Regions from separate parts of the Homo sapiens genome. Here regions 1, 2, 4, 5 and 6 are each linked to region 3. Evidence: chromatin contacts called from ENCODE Hi-C or POLR2A ChIA-PET data. All regions are on one chromosome and are shown on one strand. Each heading gives the region's core, a stretch centred on a gene start or an enhancer-like site at or near the end of the contact. The rest is flanking DNA. Distances are from core to core; before and after follow the strand shown. Region 1 holds the start of GALNT6 (polypeptide N-acetylgalactosaminyltransferase 6). Region 2 holds the start of SLC11A2 (solute carrier family 11 member 2). Region 3 holds the start of EIF4B (eukaryotic translation initiation factor 4B). Region 4 holds the start of POU6F1 (POU class 6 homeobox 1). Region 5 holds the start of DAZAP2 (DAZ associated protein 2). Region 6 holds the start of NCKAP1L (NCK associated protein 1 like).

The links. A loop is a pair of places that touch in the nucleus more often than their neighbours do. ChIA-PET counts read pairs that join two places held with the same protein, here RNA polymerase II (POLR2A). Pooled maps may share reads with other maps.
Region 1: a loop to region 3 is called in a pooled map, with 8 times the contacts of the local background. The contact joins the promoter of GALNT6 here to the promoter of EIF4B in region 3. A Hi-C loop is called at or near these places in 2 of 37 single-sample maps with no recorded cell type and 7 of 50 pooled maps. POLR2A ChIA-PET finds 5 or more read pairs at or near these places in 1 of 52 experiments (GM12878).
Region 2: a map of CD8-positive, alpha-beta T cell shows a loop between it and region 3 (18-fold over the local background). The contact joins the promoter of SLC11A2 here to the promoter of EIF4B in region 3. A Hi-C loop is called at or near these places in 1 of 168 maps with a recorded cell type or tissue (CD8-positive, alpha-beta T cell), 1 of 37 single-sample maps with no recorded cell type and 9 of 50 pooled maps.
Region 4: a map of B cell shows a loop between it and region 3 (21-fold over the local background). The contact joins the promoter of POU6F1 here to the promoter of EIF4B in region 3. A Hi-C loop is called at or near these places in 1 of 168 maps with a recorded cell type or tissue (B cell) and 8 of 50 pooled maps. POLR2A ChIA-PET finds 5 or more read pairs at or near these places in 3 of 52 experiments (CD4-positive, alpha-beta T cell, CD8-positive, alpha-beta memory T cell and activated CD8-positive, alpha-beta memory T cell).
Region 5: a map of CD8-positive, alpha-beta T cell shows a loop between it and region 3 (16-fold over the local background). The contact joins the promoter of DAZAP2 here to the promoter of EIF4B in region 3. A Hi-C loop is called at or near these places in 1 of 168 maps with a recorded cell type or tissue (CD8-positive, alpha-beta T cell) and 8 of 50 pooled maps. POLR2A ChIA-PET finds 5 or more read pairs at or near these places in 1 of 52 experiments (CD4-positive, alpha-beta T cell).
Region 6: a loop to region 3 is called in a pooled map, with 11 times the contacts of the local background. The contact joins the promoter of NCKAP1L here to the promoter of EIF4B in region 3. A Hi-C loop is called at or near these places in 1 of 37 single-sample maps with no recorded cell type and 6 of 50 pooled maps. POLR2A ChIA-PET finds 5 or more read pairs at or near these places in 1 of 52 experiments (activated B cell).

What each region holds. Positions count from the first base shown.
Region 1 is chr12:51,390,151-51,392,973 of GRCh38, forward strand. It overlaps GALNT6 (polypeptide N-acetylgalactosaminyltransferase 6), which reads right to left and starts at 1,256. Exons shown (of 12, transcript NM_007210.4): 1 at 1,137-1,256; 2 at 700-787. It also overlaps a transcript of SLC4A8 not described here. RefSeq lists enhancers at 433-1,018, 1,019-1,603 and a silencer at 1,289-1,828.
Region 2 is chr12:51,025,050-51,027,893 of GRCh38, forward strand. SLC11A2 (solute carrier family 11 member 2) reads right to left here and starts at 1,335. Exons shown (of 16, transcript NM_000617.3): 1 at 1,261-1,335. RefSeq lists enhancers at 295-908, 909-1,520 and silencers at 926-985, 996-1,715.
Region 3 is chr12:53,005,162-53,007,917 of GRCh38, forward strand. It overlaps EIF4B (eukaryotic translation initiation factor 4B), which reads left to right and starts at 1,295. Exons shown (of 15, transcript NM_001417.7): 1 at 1,295-1,335. The coding sequence starts at 1,323. RefSeq lists enhancers at 666-1,409, 1,410-2,153.
Region 4 is chr12:51,216,329-51,219,368 of GRCh38, forward strand. It overlaps POU6F1 (POU class 6 homeobox 1), which reads right to left and starts at 1,734. Exons shown (of 11, transcript NM_001330422.2): 1 at 1,314-1,734. RefSeq lists silencers at 908-1,167, 1,398-1,557, 1,758-1,907 and an enhancer at 2,058-2,117.
Region 5 is chr12:51,237,370-51,240,442 of GRCh38, forward strand. It overlaps DAZAP2 (DAZ associated protein 2), which reads left to right and starts at 1,457. Exons shown (of 4, transcript NM_014764.4): 1 at 1,457-1,551; 2 at 2,974-3,073. The coding sequence starts at 1,539. RefSeq lists enhancers at 507-1,144, 1,236-1,530, 1,454-1,703, 2,420-3,056 and a silencer at 1,254-1,363.
Region 6 is chr12:54,496,422-54,499,398 of GRCh38, forward strand. NCKAP1L (NCK associated protein 1 like) reads left to right here and starts at 1,331. Exons shown (of 31, transcript NM_005337.5): 1 at 1,331-1,470; 2 at 2,934-2,977. The coding sequence starts at 1,369. RefSeq lists enhancers at 1,293-1,352, 1,463-1,522.

The DNA.
Region 1 (2,823 bases), core at 6-2,505, 1.6 Mb before region 3:
TCTTTCTTTTTTTTTTTTTTTTTTTTTTTGAGACAGAGTTTTGCTCTTATTGCCCAGGCTGGAATGCAATGGTGCGATCTCAGCTCACTGCAACCTCTGCTTCCCAGGTTCAAACAATTCTCCTGCCTCAGCCTCCCAAGTAGCTGGAATTACAGGCGCCTGCCACCATGCCCGGCTAACTTTTTGTATTTTTTGTGGAGATGGGGTTTTGCCATGTTGGCCAGGCTGGTCTCGAACTCCTGATCTCAGGTGATGCACCAGCCTCAGCCTCCCAAAGTGCTGGGATTACAGGCATGAGCCACCACATGTGGCCGGAACCAAAGCATATTTCAAACCCCTCACCTGACCTGGTTTTCATCATCACATGAATTTCCCTGTCTCATCCTTCTTAACCTTTCCTTTGATGGGAAGGGAGACAGCTCATCTGTCTGGAGCGGAGAATAGGGCCTGTGTGGTGCACACACATCTCTGGTAGAAGGCGCAAAAGTCCTCGAGGCTCTTTGGTGTGTCCAGAACTATGAACCTCACCCAGTGCCTGTAAATTGTGTGTGTGGGCCTGGGGGCGAGCTCAGAGCACAGAGTTAACATCCTTTCTGAGAGTGCTGCAATGGGTTGTCGGCTGCTAGAAGGGGTCTGCTGTAAGCTTTGTGGGCAAACTGACCACCCTCCACCCCCATACACAGAAGAGCCCCATCCTACCCTCTGCAGACGTCTGGGTCTGCGATGATTGGCCCTGGATGCAAGTAAAAGCTGTTTCTCCTTTTTGTCAGCCTGGGAATCTGAACAACTGAGGAAATAGGGAAGTCGGTGACAGTCACAGTCATGAACACCCAGCAGATTCCATTTCCCCACAGCAGGAGGCAGATCCCTTCCCACCCCCAAAAGCCCCCAGGCTCTGGAGGGAATTCAACCAAGCAGGGCTCAGACCGACCTCCACCAGCGAGGCTTCTCCTTGCTGTCCCCTTCTGCTCAGGCGCAACGTGGCAGGGCAGGAGGAAACCTCTCTGCAAGAGTTGCCGTACCAGAGCACATGGGGTGGCCCGATCTGGGGAGACGGGGCACAGAAGGAATGCAGGGCATGGGTGGGTGAGGGGAAGAGGGTGTGGAGCCCTGGCTCTGGCTTGTCCCCCTCTCACCCCTCCAAGTTCCAGAGGTCTGGGCTCCTCATTCATCTCGTAAGCGCCAAGGTGGAGGGGGGTCCTACCGAGGGAGGAGCTACAGGCCACCGCGACCAGCAGAGAGCGAAGGCAGGAGGGACCAGCCTGGCCCAGCCCCTTCATTTTACTGTCGGGGGTAGTGAGGAGGAAGAGGAAGAGGCGAAGGCTGGCGGAGGAGGAGGTGAGAGCGAGGACTCGGCAGAAGCGAGATCCGCCGAAGGGAAGTCCGAGCAGTCGGGGAGCTCAGGGGGGCCCTCCCGGGGAGAGGGTCGCGGGCTCCTTCTGCCGCTTACCTGTCGCGCCGAGGCAAAGCCGCAGCCGCGCCGCGGGGTGGCTCCCGGGTTTCCCCACCGGACGGCCGGGAGGGTGGGACCGGGGCGGGACCTCCCCCAGCTGCACTAACGCGCCCGCCCCGCCCCTCCCTGGCCAGGTGCAGCGGGTCCCGCCGTGTCCTCAGCCTGCTGCGGGCCCGGGAACTCCCGGCGGACCGGCAGAGGGGCGCCCCGGCTTCTCTGCGTCTCAGCCCGCCCCGGGGGTGCGGTCTTTGCGGCCAGGCTTTCAGCGCGGAAAAAGATTGGAGGGTCCTAGTCACCCCAAAGAGGACAGGCATTAGCAGAGCCGCGGGCGGCGGGTGCATGGAACCGGAATGTGCTGCGCGCCAGCCTGGAGCGCTCGGAGCCCGGAGGCCTGCCCCGGAGGGGGAAACGCGGCGGGGCGGCCATGGGCCCCGGGGTCCTGCCCCAGGTTTGCTTCTCATTTGTGCTCCATCCAACAAGAGCTCGTATTCCGTGTGCCATGAACTGTGTCAAGGGCTCCAAGTGCCAGGTATCAGGTGAATCCCAGCCCCAGCAAACTTTAAACCTACTATGATTATTCCGAATGTACCGGGGAGGCAGCTGCTCACACAGCAGAGGGTGTTTCTCAAAGTGGGATCCCCCACCAGCAGCGCCAGTCAGAATCACCTGAGAACTTATTAGAAATTTTGGCCGGGCGCGGTGGTTCATGCCTGTAATCCCAGTACTTTGGGAGGCCGAGGCGGGCGGATCACAAGGTTAGGAATTCGAGACCAGCCTGGCCAACATGGTGAAACCCCGTCTCTACTAAAAATACAAGAAATTAGCTGGGCGTAGTGGCGGGCGTCTGTAATCCCAGCTACTCGGGAGGCTGAGGCCGGAGAATCGCTTGAACTCGGGAGGGGGAGGTTGCAGTGAGCCGAGATCACGCCACTGCACTCCAGCCTGGCGACAGAGCGAGATTCCGTATCAAAAAAAAAAAAAAAGAAAAAAAGAAAAGAAAAGAAAAGAAATGGGCCCCACCGCAGACCTAAATATTCCGAAACTCGGGTTGGGCCCGGCGACTTGTGTTTTAAAAGCCCTCCGGGTGATTTTGTGCATGCTCGACCTTGAGAACCCTGAACAATTAGTGGCAGGGCTGGAATGAGAATCCTGGTAAACCCGCCTCCTAAGCCGGTGTTCGGAATTACCCCGCCAGGGCCCGTGCTGCTCAGTGGTCCTCTCCGGCGCTGCCTCGTGTGCTGCAATCTTTTGGGGCCTTAGCAACAGAGAAGGAGCGCGCATGACTCCAAATAGCCAATAATTTGAAAACTTTCTATGGTAGAAACTTCTACCACTAGTTCAGTTTCTCTTTTGTTTTGATATTTAAATAA
Region 2 (2,844 bases), core at 85-2,584, 2.0 Mb before region 3:
TGACCTAGTATAATGATAGTTTCCAACCGTATTTAATAAAACAAACACGCAGCAGAAATCCTCTAGTCACATATAACTACACTATACCCTCAGATCAAAGTTAATGATGTCAATGGAAAGTATAGGCCGGCGGGTTCACTGGTGATAAGTCATGAGACTCTGAGCAAAGAATAAGTAATAAGGTTAGAATTCTTTAGAAGTGTTAAGGGGAAAGAAGGTAACAACAACAAAAACTCCTCCACATCAAGAGTTCTAAGTACTTTGTTGTTTATTAACTAATTTCATACCAACAACCCTGTAAGACTGATATTATCAATCCCCATTTTAAGTACGTGGAACAAAAGAAGAAAGAGGCAAACAACATGCTCAAAGATTTACAAAGCCAAGAAATCATGCGAACTGGTGGGGCTTCGGGTTCCAGAAGTCAGTGTAAACATAGCTTCTCCATTTTTCACCAACAGTCACTAAAATTGAGGCCAGCAAGTTTTTAGAAGCCTATCTCCCCTTGCAAACTCTCCTTCCATATAATTTTTGCTTTTGCAAGAGATGTCACATTTAAGCGGTAGCTTTAAAAGTGGGGACACATGAAACGCACAGCTGGGAGAGCCATCCAGCCCACTTACATATGTGCAATATCCCCCTGTAGAAAAACCCTGCTCATTGGAGCCTGGAATCCAGAGGGTCCCTGAGAGCTACACAAACAGCCTTAAAACCAATCTACCCACAATTACTGAGCCGCGTATGCAGGCTATTCACACAGAAGGCGCTCCCTGAAGTCGGTTAGGTTATAATGAGTCTTTTGTTGAAGCGGGGCGGCGGGAGGCCCCGGAGAGCAGCCCGGCCCCCTGCGGCGCCGACGAAGAGGCCACGAAAGACCTTGCCCTGTGCCCGTCGGCCTCTTTCGAGGCGTCGAAGCAGGTCAGCGCACCCCGACACAGGCCGGGCGCGCCATCCGGTGCAGCTGGGAGCTGGGCCATGTGTCCTAGGCCGCGGCGGGGAAGGGGCGAGACCCCCGCGACCTCCGGCGTTCCCTCCCTGCCCCCATCTTTGGGTCTTTCTCTGAATGGCGCGACTCCATCAGTCCTGGACTCTGGGCCTGAGGCCCTCCCTGGCCACACCTCCCCTCACAGCCCCGCACGGCGAGCCGGTGTCGCATCCTAGCCCCGGAGCCTGACCCCCGACACAGGCCCTCGAGCCGCCCCGCGCCCCTCCCTGCCAGCGAGCGGAATGCCGTGACCCCTGACCTTGCCTTCCCCTCACCTTACCAGCTCCGCAACCACCTGACACGCCGCCCCCGCGCCCAGGGCTCCATATTCCGGGAGCCAGCGCCACGCTGGCTAACGCCCTCCCCTCCCCGCGATTGGTCGACAGGACGGCAGCCGCACATCCCTATTGGCTGGAGTCCCTGCAGCGGCCGGGATGCGTGGCCCGCAGACCAGGGACCTAGGCTCCGCCCACGCGGAGTCTGGATGCGGCGGCCCCTGGGGCACGCGGCGGCCCCTGGGGCACCCGGCGGGAGCTGCATGCTGCCTAGTTGCTGCTTGCGTTGGCCAGACCCACACAGCCCCTGGACTGGGGAGCTCCAGTCCGCTAGCAGTCTGGGGACAGATAAGATTCCTGCCCTAGTTCGCCGTGGCGCCACGTTAGGTACTGACAATCAAGCTACGAGGTATAGCTCTATCCTGTAAAGGGTAGCCAGGCCAGGCGCGGAGGCTCACACTTGTAATGCCCAGCACTTTGGGAGACCGAGGCGGGAGGATCACTTGAGTCCAGGAGTTCGATACCAGCCTGGGCAACATAGTGAGACCCGGTCTCTACAAAAAATTTTAAAATTAGCCAAGCAAAGGCCGGGCGCGGTGGCTCACGCCTGTACTCCCAGCACTTTGGAGGGCCCAGGCGGGCGAATCACCTGAGATCGGGAGTTTGAGACCAGCCTGACCAACATGGAGAAACCCCGTCTTTACTAAAAATACAAAATTAGCCGGGCGTGGTGGCGCATGCCTGTAATCCCAGCTACTCGGGAGGCTGAGGCAAGAGAATCGCTTGAACCCGGGAGGCGGAGGTGCAGTGAGCCGAGATCGCGCCATTGCACTCCAGCCTTGGAAACAAGAGCGAAAACTCCGTCTAAAAAAAAAAAAAAATTAGCCAGGCATCACGGCGCCCGCCTGTGGTCCCAGCTACTCGGGGGCTGAGGTGGGAGAATCACTTGGGCCTGGGAGGTGGAGGCTGCGGTGAGACAAGATCGTGCCACTGCACTCCAGCCTGGGTGGCAGAGCAAAACCCTGTCTCAAAAAAAAAGGATAGCCACCTGGAAGGAACATTTCCTCGCGCCCCCAGAGCCACATCATAGTATCTGCTGCCCCACCAAGAGCACCCCACACCTGGGAGGAACCGAGAAACATCAGCTAGTGCAGCCAGTTTGACCGCCTTAGGTGTCCTCCCAAGCCTCCGTAGTGAATTGTTTTCCTCCTCGCCCAGCTGACTCGATTCTCCCCAGACTTCATCCTACCTACCCAAAAGCAATCCCACTCTATCGCCAGTTTCAGCCTCACACCGTATCTTTTGCTCTGAAGATGAGACTGCCAAACTGGTGAAGAGGGAATAAATGGCCTAACAAATTACCGTAATTTTCTGCAATGTCGTTTACAGCCACCAAAAACATTAGATCCTCCCGCCACCCTCACTCCCCGACCCCTCGCACTGCTTACAGCATTAAAGGTAATTGAGCTTCTTTATTCACGTAAAAACAGCTAGGAGAAAATTTCATTAGTAAGAGAGACCAAGAAATGAGGAAAGGAGCGTGAACTGCAAAGAGAAAAATCCAAATAAAGTGCGAAGTAAAAA
Region 3 (2,756 bases), core at 45-2,544:
GAACATCAGCTAGGGGAAGCATGAATAGCCCTAGTCTCAGAAATCCTAAAGGCCTAAGTTGGACTAAACCTAGTCAGCAAATTGGACCATTAAATGAGGTAAAAGCCCATGACAATTAAGTGTTCAGCATTTGTTACCTTCTTATTCCGTCTAAATATGCCTCATTAAAACCATTCTTACACAAGACGTTCGATTTGTTTTGCCTTTACAAAAAGTAATTTGAAAACAAACAGTGGTTGATGCCTGTAATCCCGGCACTGTGGGAGGCCTCGGAGGGAGGAATGCTTGAGTCCAGGAGTTCGAGACCAGCCCAGGCGACACAGGGAGACACACCGCCCCCCCCAAGCCCGCCACTCTGTCTCCACACAAAGACTTTTTTTTAATTAGCTGGTCCTGGAGGCACTCGCCTGTGGTCCCAGCTACTCAGGAGGCTGAGGTGGAAGAACTGCTTGAGCCCCGGAGGTTGAGGCTGCAGTGAGCCGAGATCGCGCCACTGCACTCCAGCTTGGGAGACAGGGCGAGACCCCGTCTCAAAAAATAAAAATAAATAAAAATAAAATCAGTGATTTCTGATGTGGCTTTTAAAAACTAGGCCGGGCGCGGTGGCTCACGCCTATAATCCAGCACTTTGGGAGGCCGAGGCGGGTGGATAGCCTGAGACCAGGAGTTCAAGACCAGCATGGCCAATATGGTGAAATATCCCGTTTCTACTAAAAATACAAAAAACTAGCAGCGAATGGTGGTGGGCGCCTGTAATCCCAGCTACTCCAGAGGCTGAGGCAGGTGAATCGCCTGAACCCGAGAGGCGGGGGTTGCAATGAGCCGAGGTCGCGCACGCCATTGCACTCCAGCCCGGACAACAGGAGCGAAACTCCGTCTCAAAAAAGTACATTAAACTCAGAATCTTCCCTTTCAGCACATCCATTTCGCCACACCCATCACCGGCTCCGTGCAGAGTAAGCAGAAGCAGCAGCGAAGCCCCGCCCTTCCCGCCACTCTTCCGGCAGGAAGTCTGTGCGTCAGGAGGCCGGCCAGGACTCAGCTCCAGCCCCGCGCTCGCGTGTAGCCCTACGTAAAGCGTGAGGGGTTTCGCGACAACCCAGGCCCCGCCCCTTTGGCCACATGTCGCGCATGTCTTCCCGTCGGACGGCGTGCCACCTCGCCGCGCAGCTTTACGAACCTAGAGCAGCGCCGCCCCGCCTCCTGTCTCCGTCCTCACCTCCCCGCCCCCTCCCAGCTTCGCGTCTCCTAGCTCGACGCGCCCGCTATAATCACGTGATTGCCTCATCCGGGTCTTTTGCGTTCTCTTTCCCTCTCCCAACATGGCGGCCTCAGGTGAGCGAGCAGCCGAGCGCGGCCAAGGACTGGGCTCTGAAACCCCCCTCCGAGCGTGATCCACTGATTTCCTGAAGTCGGGGAATTGCTGGCACTGGTTCCTTTCTGAATTGAGGGCTGCGGCAGGCTGGCGGCGTGGCCCTGTTAGGTTACTGCCTCTGGATGTTTGGGGGGGAGGGGAAGGACACCTTCCCCTCCCCCTCACACTCTTTTCACCCTTTCTGCGCGAGATTGGAATAGGCAGTAATGGTAGACTCTGGCTTGAATTGGGGAAGGAGGCGCAGAAAGGTGTGCGGGTGGTGCGAGGCCTTTTCGTAGACGTGAATCACCGTGCCCGCGTGAAGGCGTGGAGGAAGGAAGGAGGCGGTTGCTGCGCGGACGAGTGCACATTAGACTACGTCTCCAAGGCGCGAGGCTGTAGCGGACCGGAGTGGGGGGTAGGGGAGTAAGTGTGGTGGGGGGGAGCAGTTGGAACGCGAGCGCGAGTTGGTGGAGGGGCGGGGGAAGGCAGCGGTGCGCGTGCGCGGTAGGAGACACGAGGGTAGTAGAGACGGGCGCGCCTTCAATGCGTGCGCTAGAACCCAGATGGGAAGCTTTTTAACGCGCCTGTGTTGCGCACTTATGTCCTTTTAGGTTGTCTCTTCCCTTTCTAGAGTGTGGGCCCTGTGCCTGTATTCTTCTAAGGGTGTGTGTGTTAGCCTTGGAGGTTGGTGCTATTGGCGTTAGATGGGGGTGGGGAATCCAGTTAGGTGCGCCCACGTGTTGGAGAAGCACCGGTGTGCACCTAGATTTCCTTCTAGGCTTTTTTCTCATACTCAATTGGAGGCATTTTTTACTCAGCGCAGCTATATGCCAGGATCAGGTTTCGCTTCCGGCGCTTCCATGTTGGTTGAATTTGGATAGCTCCAATGGTAGATTTCAGCCTTTTTTTTTTTTTTTTTTTTTTTTTTTTAAGGTAACTGTGCAACTACCAGCAGGTACTTTTAAAATAGTGCTTACTAATGGCTGGAGTTGCTTACTTCTTTAGACAACCTTGGAGGGGAGTATCAGTGCCTTGCAAGTCTAATTACATTTCTAATGGGCTTATAAAAGCAGTGATGACCCAACATCTTGTAGCATTGATTTTAGTTTGAGGAATATAGTTTGTTTTCTCTGGCATGACCTTGCATTCTTCAAAACATTATTTGAACTTCTATCTCTGGGTGCTCATTTCTTACCTAGTAATTCATCGTCTCTATTACAAAGAAGCTAAGGGTTTTGGTTGGCTTTGGAAAATGTTGAGAAATTTGAGGTGCATTTGAACATCTTTCATTGGTGTAACGCTTGACAGTTGACCAAGCACTTTTGTGCATGTTGTCTCCTTCCATCCTGAGGTACTGCAGAGAGCTAGTGGTATTTCTCAGCTAAGGAATATTATTTAA
Region 4 (3,040 bases), core at 484-2,983, 1.8 Mb before region 3:
ACTGCCAGCTAGTACTTCCAGGAACAAAACAGAATAAATGGCTACATACACACACACTGACACACAATCACTCTATGGTATTACCTTGTTAGTTTTAATGTTTAGCATCTACTTGTCCACCCCCAGAATAAAAACTCCATGATAGAAGTTTTGTCTGAATTGTTCAGAGCATGGCACTGAGTGGGTATTTTTGTTGAACTAATGAAGAAATGAAGTTCTACAGCAGATAAGCGGAGTACCAGGTCACAGAAGTATCACTTTGAGGACCAGGACTTGAATGAAAATGGAATATATGGAATTATTCCTCAGAAGGCCTCTGCCAGTCAATGGTGGCTGCCTTAGATTGCTAAATAAGGGGCATGGGACACATGTATATGAACAATTGAAGACCAGCCCTCTACTTTTGGAACAAGGAATTTGGGAAGGGCAGATGAGGTTAAAAATCTCTGCAAAGAGCCTCTTTTCTTTGGCCCAGGAATGCTTCCCGAACTCTTCTGATTTCCCCCTGCCCAGCCGCAGAGGCTATTCTGTGAAGGTTTTAGGCTTCCAGTCGGGCTGAGTGGGGTATTCTGCCGCGAAAGTGGAGGTTAGAGGGTATGCTGGGAGCTCCCTTGGCCTTGCCAGGTGAGCCTGCCCAGGGAGCCTGCATCGGGCCCATTATTATGACTATTTATTAATAATAATATCGATATTAAATATTTATGAAGTGCTCATGCTCTGCTAGAAGGTGGCCCTCCCATCACTGACCCACCCTTCCAGCAACGCCTGGGTCCCTACCCCCGGGTCCCACCGGTCGTCCCGGAGTTTGTTCATTCGGGAGAACCGTGACAGGTCACCCTGGCCGCCCCAGCTGGCCCTAACCGCCGGGAACCCAGGCGTCCGTGTTCTCCAGAGAGGCAAGGATCCGCTTCTGGTCGCCACTGGTTCTGTGTACAGAGCGTCCCCTGTGGTCCGCACCCCACAAGGGCTCCAGGGGCAGAAACGGGGAGGGGCCAGGTCGGGGTTCCCCACCGGGTCCACCTGGCGGCCGCCCCCTCCGCTCCAGGTCCAGAGCGGCCCGCGGGCGGGCGAGGGCGCGGCCCCCGGGTGTCTAGCCCCAGCTGGGCAACCGCGCGCTGTCCCGCTCCCGCAGCTCCCCGCCGCCCCGGCCCAGCATCCCGCCGCCCCGGCCCCGCGGCTTTTTTTCTCTTTATCATAAATATATAAATTATGCTAATTACGGGCATTGCATATTAACCAAACCCGAAACCTCCCCTGCCCGGCCCCCTCCCCCTCCGTGCAAACCCCTCCCCGCCCCGGACCCCGCTACTTACCGGAGCCCGAGCCCGAGCCGCCTTCGCCGCGGGTGTCTGGCGGCCACCGATTAGAGATTCATCTCACAGCCCGGGCCAGGGGGCCGGGGCCGGGGCCGGGGCCACGGCGGCCGCCGCCCGCAGACAAAGAAGCCAGTGCGGCTTGGCTGGGCTCGGCTCGGCCCGGGAGCTGGTCGGGACCCGCCGCCGCCCCCAGGCCCCCAGCCTGGGCTGGGCAGAGCCGAAGGGGGCTCCGCAGGCTAAGCCGGGCGGAGAGGGGACGGCCGGGAAGCGGGAAGGGGAAGCCGGGTGGGGGGGCGGTCAGGTATATATTTTTCTTCGTTCCCCCTTCCACGACCCCCCCCTTTTCCCTCCCCCCCTTTTTTCCCTCCTTCTGCTACTTGGATTTTTTTAGCTGCTGCGTCATGAGCATAATTTATGCAAAGAGCTTTGCCGCATGCTGCACCGCCCGCGCCAGCCGCCGGGGGCGGCGGGCTGGGAGGGCGGTCAGGGAAGGGAGGGGAGCACGGGAGCCAGGAGCGAGGGGTGGGGGTGGGGAGGGGACCCTCTGGCCCTGGCCGAGCGGGAGGTCCCGGAGGCTCTCTCCCGGGACAGGGATGGACGGTCAGTGGGTCTGGTTACTCAGCCCCTCCGAGGTGCCGCGGAGGTGGTTTCATTTCGGAAGGTGCCAGAGTAGGAGCTGGAGTCCGGACCCTCCATGCCACATGGCCTTCAGCTGAGGGTTGGGGCGGTGACTCCCGGCCACCGCCTTTCCTCTAGGTAGTCAACTGTCCTCAATGTTGAAAGTCAAGTTTATGTCTATCCCTCCCTCCCTAGAAAGGCGGGGGAACTCAGACATCGCTCAGCCAACGTGGAGAACCTCTGAACAGCTGTGCCCCAGCGCCAAAGCAGCGAAGGGTCCCAGGTCTCTCACCCGGTGGCGGCCGTGGGCTGTGTTGTCTAAAAGCAGATTTCCGGCCTTCTTGTCCAAGTAGACAAGGAAATGTGAACAGAAAGACAAAGTTCAGTGGAATGGTGAAAAACCTCTAGCAGCTTCTTAAGGTAGAGAGGGGACCAGAAAAGGGGTGGATGTGGGTGGCTGAGGGAAAGCAGATTGGAGAAGTGGTGGACAACTGAAAGAGGAAAAAGTTGGAAGACCAAAGTGGAAGCGTGGGAATGGAGAGAAGAACTGGGAAGGAAGGAGGCTCTGTAAATCCAGTGAATGTGGATCCCAATACTGAGGCCACCTGCTGTCATCCTAGGCTGTTCCCCCTCCCACCCTCTCCCGATATTTGGTGGTCTGAGGATAGCTAGAGGTAGATGGGTTAGAGGCAGTGTGAGAATGCAGTTGGAGGCCTCAGTCCTCCCCGGGACTGCTCCGTAAGGCCTCGTGGTGGAAGGGCATTGAATGGCCCGGCCTCGTCGTTAACCTGGCCAGTGGACTAGGCTGTTATCAGCTTGCTGTTTCCATCTGGAAGTGAGCAGGTACTGCTGGCGGCGGATTTATGAGTAACCAATGTATTAGGAGTCAGAATACTTAGGTTTTAGTCCCAACTCTTCCACTAGCCGTCCAGGCAAGTAATTTAACTTCTTCATTACTTATAAAACAAGGATAATATTTATAATGACATTTATAATGACTACTTCATAGGGTTAAGTTTGTGAGCCTGTATGTGAAAAAACTGAAAGCTGCAAGCTCTATACAACTGTAAGGTGTCATTCCTTGTACAATAGTTTGAACTCGTTTT
Region 5 (3,073 bases), core at 207-2,706, 1.8 Mb before region 3:
TGGAGGCGGAGGTTGCAGTGAGCTGAGATTGCGCCACTGCACTCCAGCCTGGCGACAGACCAAGCCTCTGTCTCAAAAATAAATAAATAAATAAATAAATAAATAAATAAATAAATAAATAAATAAAAATAAGGCTCGGCGCAGTGGCTTATGCCTGTAATCCCAGAACCTTGGGAGGCCGAGGCAGGTGGATCACCTGAGGTCAGGAGTTCGAGACCAGCCTGGCCAACATGGTGAAACCCCGTCTCTACTAAAAAATACAAAATTTGCCGGTCGTGGTGGCGGGCACCTGTAATCCCAGCTATTCGGGAGGCTGAGGCAGGAGAATTGCTTGAACCCAGGAGGCGGAGGTTGCAGTGAACCGAGATCATGCCACTGCACTCCAGCCTGGGCGACAGAGCAAGACTCCATCTCAAAAAAAAAAAAAAAAAAAAAAAGAAAAGAAAAAATTAAAACTTTTTTTAGAAAGAAAGAAAACCAGCCTGGCCAACATAGTGAAACCCCGTCTCTACTAAAAATACAAAAATTAGCCAGGAATGGTGGCGCACGCCTGTAGGCCCAGCTACTCAGGAAGCTGAGGCAGGAGAATTGCCTGAACCCGGGAGGTGGAGGCTGTGGTGAGATCGCCCCACTGCACTCTAGCCTGGGCAAGCGAGCAAGACTCCGTCTCAAAAAAAAAAGAAAAAGAAAAGAAAACACTTAATCGCTGCCCTAAAGGATGCCATCTTTGCCCTTAAGGATAATTAGGTTAGAAAGAGAAGCCATACATAGAGAAAAATAGAGGTACCATACAGGTCACCTGCAACAGGTGCTAAAAAAAGGAAAGGGCCACAAACACTCCATGGGTAGTGCAGTTATGTCAGTTTCAGTGCCAGGTGTTGCGTACAGCACGGAAAACATAACCCCTTCCTGTACGTGAGAAAGGCAACGACTGTCCTGGGGAAGACAGGGCAGCGAAGATTCCAGTGCAGGTCTCATTCAGGAAAGGATACATGTGAGCTGGAGTGGCAAAATAAATTTTAACAGAGCTGAAGCTTAAGTTGGGCTTGGTGGGGAGGGACGCATGATAAACTAAGGTGTGGGGAGCCGATTTCAGGCAGTGCGACAAATTTGCAGAAATCTAAGCCCCTCGTGGAAGGTTGCCAAGGTGAGGTGACCTTGAGTGAATGCGTGTAGGTGGAAAAAGGTTCCGGGGAATGCTTGCATCGTTCTGCATCCGAGCGTCCAACAGAGAAAAGATCCTGTTTCCAGACAATACCTGCATTTGGTTTTTCTCCAGCTGAGGGACACCGGTAGGGGGGGGGAGGACAGAAACGAGCAGGGGGTGGGGCCAAGGCGAGTGGGCGGGACCGCGCGGACCCTCCCGCGGCCGACTGGAGGCCCGGAGCAGGGGCGGAGTTTCCGGCGGCAGCGCCACTCGGGCGTCGGGTGACGCTAGGCGGACGGACCATCATGTGACACGGAAGTAGCTCCGAACAGGAAGAGGACGAAAAAAATAACCGTCCGCGACGCCGAGACAAACCGGACCCGCAACCACCATGAACAGCAAAGGCAAGGACCGAGGGTGGCAGAGGCCGTCGGGGGGAGTACTGCTGGCCCAGAGCGAGCGGATTCGGAGCCCAGGGTCACCAAACGCCAGGTTTGGGGTGGGCTGCGCCATGCTCCTTGGCCGGCTGCAGTCCAGGGCGCTGCGCCTGACGCCTTCGTCATACCCAAATTACGGCAGCTTGCTGCCTCCAGGCCCTTTCCTCCGTAAACTCTGTGGCGCAGTTTGGAGCTGCGGGCTCGGGTGGTGGGGGGGCTTGACATGATGGGCATCCGCAGGAGCAAATAGAGCGCTAGCGCAGGCATTCGCGTAGGCCAATGGAGAGCCGGCGGAGGCGGGGCGCCGCGCTCCGGAACCCCCAGCGGGGCCGAACTTAACTACTGAATTGCTGGAGTTGGTTCGTGGGCCGGGGCCTGTGAGGTCTCTTTTCCTTCCCTTCGCACCCCCTCGCCCTTCGCTGACGGGATCAGAACTTCTCCCCTTTTCTGTGGTTGTACCAGTGTGTCTGTCGGAACATGATTCCCATAACGCAGGAATAGGTTGAGGGGGTAAAAAAGGAATAGAAAAAAAAAAAAAAAAAAGGCCGAGCGAGGTTGCTCACGCCTGTAATCCCAGCAGTTTGGGAGGTCGAGGCGGGCGGATCACCTGAGGTCAAGAGTTCGAGACCAGCCTGGCCAACGTGGTGAAACCCCGTCTCTATTAAAAAATACAAAAATCAGCTGGGCGTGGTGGCGGGCGCCTGTAATCCCAGCTACTCGGGAGGCTGGGGTAGGAGAATTGCTTGAACCCAGGAGACGGAGGTTGCAGTGAGCCGAGATCGCGCCACTGCACTCCAGCCTGGGCAAAAGAGCGAGACTCCGTCTCAGAACAAACAAAAAACCAAACCTGATCCCCCGCTTTTCCAGTGAGGATATTCCTCCTCACCCCTCAGCCCTGCACCCTTTTCCCAGTCTCACGGTTCACTTCCATCATTCACACCCTTTGTTTGGAAGTCGACCTTGAATAGTAATCTGTAAGGAAAATCAGAACTGCTGTTACCCACGAAGTCTGGGCTGGTTGTAGACAGGCTGTGGAGACTACCTAGAGCAGAGGCACCCTTGATAAGCCAGAACAGCAGCAGGCCAGAACCCCAGACCTGTCCTGCATTCCGGAGGGAACTTGGGCCCAGGTAGACTTAACCCCTTACTTCGGTATGTTAGTAGGAGCAGTGAGCAGTGCCTTTCTTGTCTCGTTAGAATCCAGCACCTTCCATTTTAAGGGTGCAAAGACAATGCATATTTTCTTAGTTCCAGGAATCAGGCCCTCTGGGGCAGACTATTTGCAAATCCCCTTCTGCTTGCTCCCACTAAGTTAGCTACCCGATATGACCTGCCTCATTTTGGTAGCTCTGTGTAGTAGGCAACCTTCATTTTTTTCTTGTCTTTCAGGTCAATATCCAACACAGCCAACCTACCCTGTGCAGCCTCCTGGGAATCCAGTATACCCTCAGACCTTGCATCTTCCTCAGGCTCCACCCTATACCGATGC
Region 6 (2,977 bases), core at 81-2,580, 1.5 Mb after region 3:
CATGGTACTAGAGCACTGGTTCTCAAACTTGAGTGTGCATTGGAATCACCTGGAGGGTTTGTTAAAACACAGAGTGCCTGGACCCACCCCAGAATTTTGGATTCAGTGGTCTGGGGCGGGTCCTAAGAATTTGCATCTCTAACAAGTTTCCAGGTGATGCTGATGCTGCTGGATCACATTTTGAGAATTACTATGTACTTCTTGAGAACTACTTTGAGAATTATTATGTACTGTAGAAGTACAATGCACTGTAGTAGAGCATTGTGAGAAATATAAAAAAGTATTAGAGGCCGGGTGTGGTGGCTCATGCCTGTAATTCCAGTACTTTGGGAGGCTGTGGCGGGTAAATCACCTGAGGTCAGGAGTTCGAGAGCAGCCTGGCCAACACGGTGAAACCCCATGTCTACTAAAAATACAAAAATTAGCAAGGCGTGGTGGTGGGCACCTGTAACCACAGCTACTCCAGAGGCTGAGGCTGGAGAATTGCTTGAGCCCAGGAGGTGGAGGTTGTAGTGAGCAGAGATCATGCCATTGCACTCCAGCCTGGGCAACAAGAGTGGAACTCTGTTTCAAAAAAAAAAAAAAAAAGAAAAAAAAGTATTAGGTACAATTCCTGTCATTAAGGAGCTTATGCTGTAGTTGGGGGAGATACAACGTACACTATAAACATATAACAAGGAATATATGTATTTGACAATATAAAATATAATACAATATAATATTTGACATTGATGGGGTCTTTAGGAGAAGATGGGATTTGATCTGGGTACTAAAACATGATGAGGCCAAAGGTTCATAGGCATTCTTGGATATAAAAGAAGGAAAATATAGAGGTGTACAGGGGTGGGGTGGTAGATACTTGTTTATCTAGCTTACAGCTTTTAATTTTTATTTTTTATAGAGATGGGGTCTTGCTATGTTGCCCAGGCTGGTCTGGAACTCCTGAGCTCAATGGATCTTCCCACCTTTTCCTCCCAAAGTGCTGGGATTACAGGTGTGAGCCACCACGCCCAGCTTTGTCTAGGACACTTATGGGGGCATAAGACCAAAAAGGTTGGTGCAGTCTGTGAAGAGCCTTGAAAGCCTGTCCTTCTCCTCAGCTCCACCCACTTCATAGCCTTACCAAAAGTGCTGCACAGCCAGAAAGAGGAAGTCTCCCCTGCTGAGTGTGCAAGAGGAAGCACAAGAAGGCTCTGAGGGCCTGTGAGCCATAATGACTGATTTCACCCATGAGCCAATTGCAGAGGCAACAGAAGACCAGTGCACCAACCAGGCTGGGTCCCTCCGCCAGAGGGTGTCACCATCTAAGCTGAAAGTGTTTGGGGAGATCAGACATTGCTGTCTGGTGCTCCTCTCTCAGTGGCCATCATGTCTTTGACATCTGCTTACCAGCATAAATTAGCAGAGAAGCTCACTATCCTGAATGATCGCGGTCAGGGGGTTCTCATCCGTATGTATAACATCAAGAAGGTAAGCATGAACAATGGGACTAGTACTGATTATTCCAACAATAATAGGGCAGGGAACCCTGAGGCGGCAGGTGCAGCAGTTAGACTCCCACCTTTTTTTCCACTGCTTTTCCACTGACTATAATCTACATAATCACTCAGATTATACAGGCCAGCCAGTTCAGGAAGGCAGAAGTGGAGGCTTCTTTTCAAGGCTTCCCCTTTCTAGATATGATTCTTGCCCCAACGATGGCATCTGCTTTCCTCTGGGGATGGGGGTGAGGGTGGGGATGGGGAAACAACAGTGGTATTCCAAGTGACTTGGATAAAGGTCTGGGGTCCAACCTTCTGGGTTTTATTATTTATTGTTGATCCTCTACACTCTGAAGAGATCTGAAGCTGGGTCTCTGGCAAAAACTTTTCTGTGGAAGTGCTTCCCTAAAAGGAAAAAAAATAGATAATTAGGTATTTAGATTAAAAAGGGTAGGTGTCTTCTGAGCTGCTCCTGGGGTAGTTCATGCTGTGGTGGTTGTGTGTGTGTGTGTGTGTGTGTGTGTGTGTGTGTTTAGAATAGGAACTGAGGAATTGAAAGAAGCTAGTGACAAGAGGTGGGCTAGGGGCTGGGCAAACCATAGGAAGTAAAGAGATAAAGACAGGGGTGTTTATGGGGAGTTCCTGGCATAGAAAATAGGGGACTTTGGGGGAGGGAGCTTTTGTGTTTTTTGTAATAAAACAAATCACCAGGAACACGGTTTCTCTGTCACCATGAATCCTGTAAATGCCCTTTGGGATAAGATACTTACATAGTGAACAAAATTGTGACACTGAATCTTGTACAAAGTCTAACTCCTGAGCAGCTGCTTTTCTTGTTCCTTCCGGCTTCAGTTGAGGGGCGGGGAAACAGCTTCCTCTTTGTGCTGGGGCCAAGCAGGCATTAAACTCTACCCATCAAGACAAAATGCCTAGGTTGTTATTTCGCTCTTAGATACTTGGCTTAATGTCTTGGAATTTTTTCTTGACCTACTCTTATGCTTTTTATTTTTATATTTATTTATTTATTTATTTATTTATTTATTTTCGGAGTCTCGCTCTGTCGCCCAGGCTGGAGTGCAGTGGCACGATCTTGGCTCACTGCAACCTCCGCCTCCCGGGTTCAAGCGATTCTCCTGCCTCAGCCTCCCAAGTACCTGGGACTACAGTTGTGCACCACCATGCCCAGCTAATTTTTGTATTTTTAGTAGAGACGGGGTTTCACCATGTTGGCCAGGCTGGTCTCGAACTTCTGACCTTGTGATCTGCCTGCCTCGGCCTCCCGAAGTGCTGGGATTACAGGTGTGAGCCGCTGCGCCCAGCCTCTCATGCTTTTTAAATTAGTTCCCAGGTTGCCTTTTCCTAAGACAGATTATGAGAATGAATGTTGCAAGAAGAGGTATGTTTCTGAGGAGGAGGAGAAAGGGTTGAAATATATATGGTTTCTCTCTGCAGACTTGTTCAGACCCCAAATCTAAGCCACCTTTCTTACTGGAAAA